2 separate regions of the Mus musculus genome follow, and region 1 is linked to region 2. Evidence: chromatin loops called from intact Hi-C (ENCODE). Cell type or tissue: heart. All regions are shown on one strand. Links, peaks and the distances in the headings refer to the core of each region. The heading gives the core; the rest is flanking DNA.

The links. Peaks named below come from ENCODE experiments on the same cell type or tissue, not always from the same donor. Only the 100,000 strongest peaks of a DNase experiment are listed, where the experiment ranks them.
Region 1: a loop joins it to region 2, with 2.0 times the contacts of the local background. A loop is called at or near these places in 2 of 42 quality-filtered maps.

The regions. Positions count from the first base shown.
Region 1 is chr5:111,931,211-111,938,054 of GRCm38, forward strand. Gm36794 (a long non-coding RNA gene) reads right to left here. Exons shown (of 5, transcript XR_880587.2): 3 at 5,349-5,423. Among named protein-coding and RNA genes, the nearest start is that of Gm42156, 9.8 kb to the right of the region's middle. In heart, for the core only: no CTCF peak of the experiment used is centred there; a DNase peak (open chromatin) is centred at 4,281; H3K27me3 peaks cover 4,328 bases.
Region 2 is chr5:112,015,150-112,021,993 of GRCm38, forward strand. No RefSeq gene overlaps it. Among named protein-coding and RNA genes, the nearest start is that of Gm36794, 72 kb to the left of the region's middle. In heart, for the core only: a CTCF peak has its summit at 3,968 (motif pointing right); DNase peaks (open chromatin) are centred at 3,952 and 6,012; H3K27me3 peaks cover 731 bases.

The DNA.
Region 1 (6,844 bases), core at 1,303-6,302, 84 kb before region 2:
ACAGACAGAAAGAGAGACAAAGACAGAGAGACAGAGACAGACAGAGAGAAAAAGGGAAAAAGCAAGTGTGCGTACATGTGTGAGTATGTGTACACGTATGAGTGTGTGTGTGTGAATAGATGTGTGTGAATGAGTATGTGAGTATGTATGTGCGAGTATGTTTGTGTGAGTGACTGTGTGTGTTGTGAGCACATGTGTATGAGTGTGTGTGTGAATTTGTGAGTGTGTGAATATATGTGTGAGTGTGTGAGTATGTGTGTATGAGAGTTTGTGTGAATATGTGTGCTGTGAGTATTTGTGTGTGATGTGTGTATATGAGTGTATGTGTGTGTATAAGTGTGTGTGTGTGTGTGTGTGTGTGTGTGTGTGTGTGCTCCCAGCTAGACTGGTGCTCACTATGTAGACCAGGCTGGCCTTGAACTCACAGAGATTTTCCTGCCTCTGCCTCCCAATTTTGCTGGGAAAATGTTTTAAAAACCACCCAAGATGTCCAGCCTCATTGGTTCTCATGAGACAAACGGTGATGTGGAAAGAACTGACACTGTAAGGTCAGACGTGCCATTGACTCTGCTGCACACCCTTGCAGAGCCTTCCTAGGGTACAGCATTCACTTACTGAAGAGAAGCCATGGGATTACAGTGACCATGGGTCCTTAAAGCACCCACAATCCGCACTCTATTCTCAGGAACCCCAGGTGGCACTTCCCATGCTCTCCTGCAGGGGGCGATTGTTTCCACATTACTTCCTGGGTCTGGAGTTTTGTTCTGCAATGTGCTGGCTAAACAAATGCCTGAAGGTCCCAATGTTCTCAGTGTTCACATCTGTAAAGGGGGATGCTGGTGACACCTATGGTGTAGCAGAGCTCACAGAAGAGGAAGACAGGGCAGCACCTGGCTCTGATGAGGGTTCTGGAGACCCAGATGTCAATCTTACTGGTGTGGGTAGATTGGAAGCTTTTGTCTGCCTTTGCTGTCAGCTGCATGTCTAATCAAGATTGTGCAGACTGTGTTGACAATAACCAGGGAGCTAGAAGGGAGAAGAAGGTCTGCCTGGTGAGGCCTGGGAATGATACAAAGTGAACACAGTCACAGACTGCTCACTAGACATGACAATGGAGGGACGGAGAGGAAAACAGAAGAGCCAGCAGGACACAAAATGCCAGGGCCTAGACTGGGAGGGTCCCAGCTGGGGAACAGGGGCAGCAGTGTCTGCAATCCTACAGAGTCAGGAGTGACCATCAGTGATCCTGTAGAGCCAGGGTCTGATGAGTAAGTATCATGCAAATCTTCAGACTGGTCACAAGAAAGTTAGAAATTGGTGGTGTGTATGCTTTGCGCATGCCTATGCATTGTTTCTGCAAGGTTGTTCATATGTGTGAATGTCTGCAGATGTGCACACTGTGTGCGCTTGTGTGACTTTCCTATGGTAATGTAAATGGCTTCATCCAGACAGAGCAGCAACAACAGCAGAGAGCACTTCATCCAAGTATGGCTTGGTGAGCCCGTCAATTTATTGGAGTTGCTTACAGAGTGTGTGTAACTCAAAGGCAGCTGCCTCCCCAAAACCCTTTCCAGCATAGTAGACACACAGATGAATGGCAGCTCTGGAGCCTGGCATCTCAGAGTCTCCTCTCCCCTGCCATCTTATTGCTTGTGCAATCTTAGGGAGGGGCCTTGTGAGTTCTGTAAGTTTCAGGGCTTTCCTGAACTTTGTGAGTTTCCCTCTTGCCCTCTCGCCTCCAGGGGAGATGATTTCAGCTGAGAGGAAATTACATCCAGCAGTACTTCCAGCAGAGGGCGTCCTGTGTGTCTCACTGTGAGGCTTACCACACGTGCTGTGTGGATCTGCATGCATGCCTGCCCTCTCTCCAGTTGGCAAGAAGTCCGATTTCTGAGGAAAGGGTTCAGAAAAGGACATAAAATGGCCATGAAAACAGCCTAGTACTTTGTCTGTGTGCTCACTGGGGTGAAGCGGTGGCTTACATCTCCCCAGGAAAAGGCCTGTATTCAAGTTCATGTCTAGAACAAACTATAATCTGGAATGATACCTCACTGTCTATCCTGATGGATTCCTGAAGCTCTGTACCCCCACCCCAGCTCTGACTGGACAAAGGCCAGCACCCAACATACACCATGCCACTGACTAGGGAAAGTGTCACGTTATGACTGAAAATGATCACTCTCTGCCCTTAGCTATCACTTGAAAAATCCTATTTTGGAAGGCAATATCTGGAAAATACACGTGTTGTTTGGTGGTTTGGATGGAGGCCCTTGAACGAAGCCTCAGATCTGTCATGATATTTACTCTCCCTCAAGGGATGGAAGACCCTGACTTCCATGTTGGATGCCTCCCCTGCTCAGGGGAGTTCTGCCTCCGCAGGACCTGACACCCGCCAGGGATTCTCTCAATGATGCCCAGCCTACCCAGTTCACTCAGACATCCAAGGCTTCCTAAAGCACCTCTAACACCACCAATCTCTGCCAATTCCAATAGCAGACAGGAAGCCCAGTTCCACTGTCTCTCAGCACCGCCTTGTGCAAATGCAGAGAGCTCTGAGTGAGGCGTGGGTTGCTAGGGAGGTCAAAGGCCAGAGACACATGGACCCTTGTTCTGACTAGAGGCTGAGTGAAGTCCACACCACAGATGAACAAAGGCCTGTCTTCCTCCCTCCTTTCTTCCCTCCCTTGCTCCCTCCCTTCCCCCTCCCACCTTTTCTCCCTTCCTCTCTGCCTTTCCTCCCTCCCCTATCTCTTTCTCCTTCCTTCCTTCCTCCCCCTCCTTTCCTCCCTCCCTCCCTTTTTCCTTCCATTCCTTCCTCCCTCCCTTCCCTATCCCTTTCTTTATCCTTCCTTCCTGTCTGTCCTTCTGTCCTTCCCCCTCCCTCCCTTTCTTTCTTCCCTTCCATTCCTTCCTCCATCCCTTTCCTCCCTTACTCCTTCCCCTCCCCTCACTTCCTTTCTTCCTTCTTCCCTCCCTTCGTACTTCCTTGTTTCTTTCCATTAGATGGCTTTTCCTAGGTAGACCTAAGACATCCCACAGAGAGCTTGGGTGTTGGCGGGGGAATCAGAAGCATGGTTGACCCAAGGCTGCTGTTGCACTGAAGAGTCCAGCCACAGCGTGGTAGGGGCAGCGGCCACCCAGTCAGCCTTCTACCTCTGATATAAGCTTAGGGTGGGCCTCCATGAGGAACTACTGAAGCCATGGACGACATGACTCTAACAGAAAATGTTCACAGGTTCAGTCTCATGATGTCTCCTGACCCAGTCACAGATGCTCTGATAACCTTCTCCGCAGAGGATGTCCCTGCACAGCTCACGAACCTCCCGAAGGCAGGAGTATGGTGCTCTGGGTACGTGGGGCTCAGGGTGCGAGACACTGTCTGGGTTTGTATGACACCAGAGTCTTCCAGAGAAGCCAGGAGGACAGTCTGCTCCAAACCAACAGGGGTTCCTACCCATGGGTCTTCGGCCTATGTGGGGACATGGGGCGCTTTGCCCACATAGTGGGCACACAAAATAAATACAGTCAGAACCACATGTGGATCACCTAACCATGCCTCAAGCGTGGGTCCCGGAATGAAGTGGGCTGAATGTGAAGACCTGAAGGTCCCAGGAGATTCTGCCCTCTTTTGCTTCTTCTGTTCCCAATGACCCCTCCCTGCATCCCCACAGGACTCACTCACAGGGTGGGGGGTGATAGAGACTTTGAGTCAGGCCTTCCAGCTGAGGCTTTTTTTCCACAGACCTTTAGCTGGTGGACTTGGAGCAGAGGCTTTGCTGGCTAGTGCTCCCAGACTCTAACCTATGCTCTCAAGTAGTGTGCCGAGAGTCCGCCATCCCCATGTCCTGAGCACGGCTCACTTACCATCGCTGTACCCAGCTACAGATGGGGAGACTGAGGCTGTAGGCTATCCTGTGGTATACTAGGTATACTTTCCTGGTGGGCCAGGAAAGGTAACCTGGGCCTAGACTCCACCATGGACAGGCTGTCTTTCAGTACTCTGTGTACCAATGCAGGAGTACTGACTCCATACCATGTAAGTACCACTCCCCCTCCATGATTCCTATCACCTTGACTTCCTGTGGAATCGGATCTTTACTGGCACCAACTCATGAGGGGTGACGGACAACAGAAAGAGAGGACTCAGAACCCCTGATGCCTTGGAACACCAGGCAGGCTGGCACCCCAAGGACCCTGGGCACAGTTCCCTGTGTGCCTGCCTGGTGCCAGCAGGCAGATGGGTCTGTTGGCCAGTCTTGCCAACCAGCCAGCTGGCCCTGAGCACCTTGTGGTTGGCACCTCAGCCACTGGGATGGGCCATGGGCCTGCCTGCAATAGGCATGGGGCTGGCTGTGTGGAGCAGATGGGCCGGCCGCTCCATTGGCTGTCCACAAAGCTGCCAGCTGGCTGATGCCTGGGCACCTCTGGGCTGGCATCACCATCAGGATGCTGCTGTGTTAGCTTTGAGGGATGGGCAGCTGGCACAGAAGCATGCCTTGGCCCCTCCCAGTTAGTCTGTTAAATGCCCCAGGGTCTGGGCTGTAAGGGAACAAAGCCAGGTTCTACCAGGCTGGATGTGGAAGAGGACAGATCTTCTGTGCTCTGGAATTTGCCTTGGTTTTGCACAAGGACAGGATTCCAGGGGACAACCCACATCCTTGTCATCGAATCTAGCACCCCAGCATCACTCAGCTGTCAGAGAAGCTATGTCCCCTGCCAGCCCCTAAGGCTATGCCAGCCCTCCATCTGCCCCTGGTCAGCTGGCAGCCTGTCTCTTCTTCAGTTTGGCTATTTAAAAATTCCACTTCCTTGGACAGAAGAGGCCCAGACTGGGGATGCTCTATGGAAACCCAGGGGAGGGGGAGTCCCTCACAGCATGGGATCCAACAACTATTCCCTCTTCCCTCTGACCTCTGACCTCTGATATGAGCCAGACACTAGCAGCCTGGAGAAGCCAAGGCACCTGTCTCTAGTTAGGGTTTGCCTGCTGTGAGCAGACACCATGACCAAGGCAACTCTTATAAGGACAACATTTAATTGGGGCTGGCTTACAGGTTCAGAGGTTCAGTCCATTATCATCAAGACTGGAACATGGCAGCACCCAGGCAGGCATGGTGCAGGAGAAGCTGAGAGTTATACATCTACATCTGCAGGCCTCTAAGAGAAGACTCACTTCCAGGCAGCTAGGATGAGGGTATTAAAGCCCATGCCCACAGTGACACACCTACTCCAACAAAGCCACACCTACTCCAACAAGGCCACATCCCCTAATAATTCCACTCCCTGGGCCAAGCATACACAAACCATCACAGCACCCAACAAAAACACACAGTGAAGATGCTCCTTACTTGATCAGTGGTCGCCCAGACATCCAAGGAAATATGGTGGCTTCTCCACAAATGCATATCACCACCATGTATTCACTGAAAGGAGCAGAAAAAGATTTTAGGTTGGGTTCAGTGGTAGATCCATTGCTATGCTATGACCTCTGGGGAGAGTCTTCACAGAGACTAAGGGAAAGAAAGAGGGACAGAGTGGGGAGAGAGGGCAGACAGATGGATGGACAGGGGGATTTCACAAGTTGATGCTGACATTCTGTGTACAGTTTCCAGTACTTGAGGTGATGTGATAGCATTAATATTGTCCCCTAAAAGGTCATCCAGGTCCTTACTGCCTGGACTGGAGAGGGAGACGTGATTAGGAGATAAAGCATTTGCCAATGTGGATGACCTCCAGGTACCTAGGGTTGGCCTTCATCCAGTATAACTGCATCCTTCTAAATAGAGTTTCTTTGATACATAGGCACAGACAGAGGATTGGGGGTTAGGTTATGGTGTGTCCTGCATCCACTCCGCCACAGGTCTCAGGTCACTTGAGGAGGTGGCATGCGGGAGTTTTGACTGTGCTTACCCCACACTGGTGCTGGGCAGGTGTCAGGCTATGAGAAGCTGCTGGACACCACTCTGGGGACTGGGGGGGGGGTGCAGTCTGATTTCCTGGGGACCAGTCTGAGCTGGCCCAGAAACAAAGGGGAAAAGAGGGGAGAGCTCCGGCTGGGTCCTGCAGGGTGGAGAGTCCTTGGATTGTTCAACAGGCAACTTGGCTTGGTGGAGGCCATGGCTGAGAGGGCTTCTGCAGATTAGAATGGCTCTTCAGGCGAAGACCTGCTCCATTGCTACCCATGGCAGATTTCGATGAAAGGGGACAGCCCATGGTTTTAAGGCATTTATTGTCATGGCAGAGAATGTGATGAATAAAGCCGTACCCCACTTTCTCAGGGCAGATCTTTTGCAGGGAGGAGTGTCTGGGAAGGAGAGTTTATTGGCTAAGCCTCTCATTAAAATGGAGATCTGTCTTGAGGCTATGTGACCTGTGGTCATGTCCTCTACCTGTGGAGGGGCTTGGGGCACTGCCCTTTCATGACTGATGGCCCCAAATCTATGGAGAGCTGTGGCCTCATGCCAGGAGCCTGGTGTCCAGGAGGGTGGCAAAATGCCTACTGTCCCTTGCAGGGTTATCCCCTGCAGGGTCATCGGGGTTTCAAGCCTTAGCTCAACCGGAAACCAGGCTGCCTTCCATGGTCCTACAATTGGATCTGTAAAGGACACCAAGACCACTATGGGGTGGGGGAGCTAGAAGGACCCAGCAAGGTTTTCCCCATGTTCCACCCTATAAGCCCTTCCCCCACATCCCTTCCCTCCATGCCTCTGCCCATGGTATTCTGTTCTGAAGCCCCAGTTGGGAAGTGTAGGAAGGAGCTGTCTTCCAGAGGTAACCTGTGGCCCAGGTTTCCCAAAGGACTCTGGACACCCTTACACACCAGCACCATCAATGCCTTCCCTAA
Region 2 (6,844 bases), core at 1,144-6,143:
ACACAAAATAAAACACATCTTCACTCAAACAGAAATGCTAAAGGTCATGCTGTAGCCAGTGAGGGCTAGCAACATGTCCCTAGGAGCTTGACACTGACTGGATGGCGAGCTTGCTTCTCCCAGAGGCAGACAACATAACAGGCTCATCCCCCACACCGCATCTGACTTTCTGCAGGGACTCCCACAAGACACAGTCACTTCCCCAGTGGAGCCTGTGAACACTGAGGTGTCTTGGGTGCACACCTATAGACATTCCCAGTCTCTGGTCCTCGGTCAGCATCTTCCCCATCCCTCACAGCAAGCTGAACACACTAACGATATTTTCCCAGCTCCCTCTGAAGAGAAAGTCAGGTGTTAAATGGAAGATTTGCTTGAGCGCATGGCTGGGACCTAAGCAAAACCATATTAAGGAAGTCATATTTATTATCTCCATAAAGTAACCTGCGCAGCAGCATGTGGGGGCCAGATGGGAGGCTCAGGTGCACAGAGAGCCAAATCAGCTCTGTCACAAGGGGTCTGAGCCTGTGGGGCATGGCTGTTCCACCTGGGAGAAATAGACGCTAAGTGACTCAGAGGTTGGGTGCTCAGCAGCTGTGGCGGAGGGGGGCCTGCAGACATGAGAGGGGGGCATGGGTCCCCAACAGAGTCTGCTGAGGCAGTCTGTAGTGGGCCAGGGTGAGAAGCCACATGGGCAAAGATGAAAGCTGACAGACTGGCAGAACAGATCGCACCCAATGAGAACTCCAAGGGTCCCTGAAGAGAAAAAAGAAATGGGACCTCAGGGTTCAGTGGGCCAAGTCTCCATTGTTTAGGGTGCCCAGGTAAGGGCTGCAGAGGAGCTGGAAACCATATCTGCTGGACAAGAATGAGCTTCACCCAGGGGAGGATGCTTCAGGCTGGTTTTCCCACAGGCACCTAATGGCTGGGCGAGGTCCTCTGTTGAGGAGAGAAAGGTCCAAGAAGGATGGAGAAGGGATATGTGAGCAGTGTCAGCTCTCAGACTTTCAGCTCTGTGCACCCCTGGGCGTCACCATGTCTCATGGCCACCAGACCCTTTCAATCTGTGGCAACCTCTAGCCCAGATCTACCCCCACACTCCAAGTCTTGCCAGGTGTCAGCATCTTTCAAAGGGAGCCCATCAGGTTCTCTGGAGAAACCAGAAGTTTCTGTCTGTCCTCTTTATAGCATGCTCAGGAGGCAGGTCCTCCTCCAGGCCACTGTCTCTGCCTCTGAACACTGGAATCACATCTGTGCGTCACTCCACATATTTTTATGTGGGTTTCTTCTTCATGCTCACAAGGTGAGCACTGTATCCAAGTAACTTCCTCAACTCGTGAAGGGAGAGTGCTGGGCTGTTCCTTGGGAGGAAAAAAACAAAAAGAACAATTCACTCATGGTTATAATAACAGATGAGCTGAATTTTAACACACCTGTCAGCCCAGCGCTGTCAGCCCAGCGCTGAGGCAGGAGGATCTCAAGTCCAAGACTACCCCGTCTCACATAGGAAAACCTTATTTAACTTTAAGGATTTCAAATGTCATGAACCACACATAGGCAGGGCTAGCACATGGGTAGGGTAAGAAAGGAAGGTGGACTATAAATTTAAAATAAATTTACCCAAAGTCAGTGTCCTCATGTTCCAATCCTGCTTGGCTGGGACCAACATTTGTCCCCTTAACTTTGGAGGACAGTTGCTTACTTGTGGGGCCCGTGCTAGAAGTCGAGACAAGTCAGAAGCCAGCACAAAGCACAGGCCTGGGACCCAGAAGCTCAGGGAAGGAGCAAGTGTCTTTCAGAGGAGACTCTGGAGCTGGGTCTCTGGAGCATTTTGTATTAACTTGAAAAAGCTGAGAGGTTATGCAAATCAGCCTGTTGACCCAGAATATTCCTAGTGAAAGCATTGTGCATAAAGTTCCCCTCTGCACACATGGGGGGAAAAATCTCCTTGGTTGCCAATTGTGGGCTTGTTGGTGCTTGGCTTCTGTCACAGTGAAGGGGTCCCATGCAGGTAAAAACCCAGCTGACCTGCCATGCTCCCACCTTGGTGATAATGGACTGAGCCTCTGAACCTGTAAGCCAGCCTCAATTAAATGTTGTCCCTTTAAGAACTGGCTTGGTCACAGTGTCTGTTCACAGCAGTAAAACCCTAATTAAGACGCTTAGGGAGAGTGGGATGGGAACAGGAATTCCAGTTCTGATGAGATTTTCTTGACTATCAAACTTCCCTGCCTGGGTCTCATCAGACCCAAGATGGCAGACCTGGAAATCTCCAGGCACCTTCCCCAGGCTTCGCCTGCCATCACTCAGCCCGGTGATGCTTGTTGATTCAAATGCTCTACATGGAGCAGATGAATGGAGATCTGCCCTATAGCAGATCCTGCCACGAACTTTGCCATAACAGACGTGCAGGTTTACACACCGGCATACTGATTCACACATGTGTGCAGGCCGTCAAACACACTTGTACACATATGTGCATGTGTATATTTGAAGTCTGTAGAACTGACTTTCTAAAAATGTCCACAGTAGGCATGGCATGAGGGTAGATGGGAACATAGAAAGAGCAGTCTTCCCTGTGGGTGTTCATCGAGGCAAACAGCTCCTGTGCCTGGAACCCAGCCCCTCTTGTGGCTTTTTGAAAGTTCTCTTGGCTGAGTGGTCAGAGATTACAGCTGAGAGGAATAGGCTGTCTGACATATACTGGGTCATCCACTGTCTGATGCTAAAATCCATCCCCTTGGGAAGACGTAAGGCAATGTCTACCACTTCTCTCAAGGTCTCAATGACAGACTGAAGCAAGATCCCACCAACGTTCACTCTGGGGAACTCCCTTAAAGGATCCTGAATAGATTTATGCCAAATTGACACAGGCTAGAGTCATCTGACAGGAAGGGCCCTCAACTGAGAAATGCCTCCATAAGATCAGGCTGTAGGTAAGCCTGCAGAGCATTTTCTCGGTTATTCATTGGCATGGGATCCACCCATTGTAGGTGGGGCCACCTTTGGGCAGGTGGTCCTGCGTGCTATCAGAAAGGAGACTGAGTAAGCTTGTAAGCATGCATTCTTCCACGGCCTCTGCATCAGCTTCTGTTTCTAAGTTCCTGCCCTGAGTTCTCTCAGTGTTGAACAGTGATGTGGACGTATGAGCTGAATAAATCCTCTCCTCACCAAGTCATTTTTGGCTATGTATTTCACCAGAGCAGTAGAAACAGTGAGAAATTGGTTCCAGGATTGTGGGATTTTGTGACAGACCTGACCATTGTGTTTTGGGAAGATTGGGGAAGGACTTTAGAACTTTGGGTTGGAAAAACCATTGAGTGTTTGAGGCTTGGTGAACAGTTCTGTGGGAGCTTGGAAGATAAAGAGTGTTGAGAGAGAGAGAAGCAGACAATGGAGCCCTGGATTGTGATGTTTTAGACTCTATGGGGGCTATTTGATATTTTGAGATTCAGCAGTTCTGGTGAGCTGGGGCTGAAGCATCAGCTATGGTTAACAAGAGACCAAAACTACTGAAGTGAAACCTTTGTGTTCCTGGGACAATTGATGCTGGTCATCTGGAGGTGAGAAATTAGCAGTGATTAAGAGGTGACCAGCATCACTGAGGATCATAAGTCTGGGAATGTCTCCTCTGTGTCAGCTCATGGAGCTGTGATTCAGAGAGGGCCAAGGCTGCATCTCACACTGGCAGTTGGACATAGCAATGAGTAAAAGTCACCCAGATGATACTAGTTTTGAAGGAATGGAAGCATTGTGGAAAGCAACTGATGCTTGGCACTGTGAGAGGCCACTGGCAAAGGTCCAGCCTCCATGGCTGTTGAAGCCCAGGATGGAAAGGGTCGGGGGACTTGACACCATAGAGGAGAGCCCAGGAGAGGTTGTTGGTGAAAGTGCAGCCCAGTGGTAACAGTGGCTCCAGCATTTTTGAGATGCCAGTCACACGGGGCGACTGCCAAGGACAGCAGTCATGAAGCCAGCCTGAGCCTATGCGACAAGCTGTTTGTGCTGCAGAGGGCAGAGCCAGAGAAGTGACACAGGCATTGTGGAGGAGCTCAGAAAATCACGAGTGAATCCCAGATATTGACACTGTGTTACTTAAACCGTTGGAGTCTGGTATTACTTTGTTCCGGTTGTGATTGTGCTCTGGCTCTTTCCTCCTGAAGTAACAAAGTATTTAACTATTTTCCCCCCAGGAGCCCACAGTTGAGAGATTTCTGAACGGTTGAGACTTTTTAGAGAGACTCTTAATATTTTAAAAATACTTTGGACTTTTAAATGTATGATTTTTTTTAACGGCTACAGGACTTTTAAAAGTTAGATGTTTTGTAGTGTAGTGTTGGTATTAATGCGTGATCTCTGGGATAAACAAAAATGGAAAGGTTATGACTTAGCAGTGCGTTGAACTGACAAGGGCTCAATTGTGCTGGCTAGCTTTACCATCAACTTGACACAAGCTACATTCATCTGAGAAGAGGGAACCCCAATTGAGAAAATGCCCTCATGAGATTAGGTTGTAAGAAAGCCATAGGGCATTTTCTTAGTGATTGACGTGGAAGGGCCCCACCCATTGTGGGTGGAGCCATCCTTGGGTTGCTGATCCTGGGTTCTATAAGAAAGCAAGCTGAGCAAGCCATGGTGAGCAAGGCAGCAAGCAGCACCCCTCCATGACCTCTGCATCAGCTCCTGCCTCCGGGTCCTGCCCTTGAGTTCCTGTCCTGACTTCCTTCAGTGAAGAACAATGAGATAGAAACATAAGCCAACTAACACTTCTCTCCCCTAAGACACGGAGCTTAGGTGAGGGGGTTTCTGACTGGCCACACCTAGAAAACCAACAGATAAGGGCTTCCTCCATATCTGTGTAGATGGAGTACCTGCTCTAGTCTATCCTGGCCTCTGTATATTCCATGCCCTCTGAGCCACAGGCAGTGATGACAGGTGCTGGGGCAGTGTCTGGATATCCAGCCTCTACTCTGAGCTTCAATTGAGGAAGTGTGTTCCCCAGTTCTGGTGGGGTGACCTTCTGCACATGGCCACAGAACTCCCAATGCAGACTGCTTGGCTCTGAAGAGCATCACTCATAATGTTCTCTTCCTCTCCAAAGCCCACCAGGACTTCAAGAGTCCCCGCCTGAACCTATCCTTCTAAGCCAGCATGTCTCAGTGCCTTTTATATAGTATTGGGTGATGAACACATTGACCCCATCACTTGTTCCATATCTGCAAACCATGGAAGAAGCTACAGAACACAAGGGGGCTGACACCTCAACTCCCAGCACCACTATTTTGTGGGCTGTTTTTTGTTTTGTTTTGTTTTGTTTTGTTTTCATAAATAGGGGATAACAACATGACCTTGCCCTTAGGATAAAGTTCTGAGATTCTAGAGTATGCTTGAAGCAGCAACAATTTTGAACTTAGGTGACCTTGGGCTAGGTAGGTATTTCTTCCTCCTCCTCCTCCTCCTCCTCCTCCTCCTCCTCCTCCTCCTCCTCCTCCTCCTCCTCCTCTTCCTCCTCCTCCTCCTCACTGAGTGCAGAGGGCTTGCTGCATGCATGGGCCTTGTTAAGCCGGGTTATGCCCTCCCCTTGGGGACCCAGAGTTCTAGACTGTGGAACTTGGGTCCAGCACTGCTCCCCACTTGAAGATGTTGATTTTACTAGGTGACTTCGTTTAGATTGAAACCCCACCCCAACTCTCTGCCCTGTCCATGGACCCCAGGGAGCTCAGAGCTCAGAGCTAAGTCTCCCCTGCACTGGGGCTGGCTAGAGAGCACCATGCCCCAGCCAACCAATGTCATGTCTGGATCTGTGAGCAGCCATCTGTCCCCCACCCTGGCTCCTGTTGACTGTCCCAGGTCAGAGCAGAGTGTCTGCAATAATGGGCTATTAATCGCTAATCTCCACCACATGTGACAGTTGCCAGGAAGGGAACAGGTTGTCCACATAACTCCTCTCAATGGCCCCTGGCACTGCCAGGCTCTGCAGCTCAAGCTCAAAGGGAATAGCTGCTCAAGTGGGGGCTCTGATCTACCCAGAGAAGCCCTTGGGTTTTGACGGGACTGGGAACACTGCCACCTGGCAAGCCTGGCCTGGGAGCTTCTGATGTCATACAAGCATGTGGGGCTCAGTAGGGACTGTGGGCAGGATGCACTGTGTCCTCAAAGAGGGTTTAGCATGGCGACTGAGGTCAACTGCACATCCTGAGGCACAGGAAGGATGCAGGACTTTCTCAAGAGTGGAGACAGCTCACCTCTGGGCTTCTCTGTATCATGTGCTCTTGGGAGCTGTGTGTGAACCATGGTTGTGATTCTACTTGATTTTTCTATTGGGGTTAAGTCTCAAGCCAAATTCAAGCCAAGACTCAAACTAGGTGCTGGGGAGCAGGAATAGAGCAGTCAGTAGTCGGCCCCCAGGAGATCAGTCCCAGAAGGTCACCTCCTGAAGCTGTGCCTGACAGCTAGGAGGCCTGGCAGGGTCCTTTGAACTCCCAGAGGCTGGTAGCTTGTGGCATCTACAGGCAAGCAGCAGAACTTGGGACTTGACATCCAAGAATGTGACTTGGGCTACCAGAAGCAGCAGGCCTTCCTCTACCTTAATGATTCATTTATAAAATTCAAGTGTGCACATGCACATGTGTGCACACATGTAGGCCAAAGGTCACGTCAGTTGCCTTTCTCAGTTGTCCTTCACCTTATGTTTTGAGACAAGGTCTCTCATTGAACTTGGAGCTCACATATGTGGCTGCTGGGATCTGAACTCTGGTCCTCAAATTTATGCAGCAAGTGCTCCACTCCCAGCCCCTCATTCTTAACAACTCTTAAACACAGTCTCTCCTCACCATCCCCACAGTCT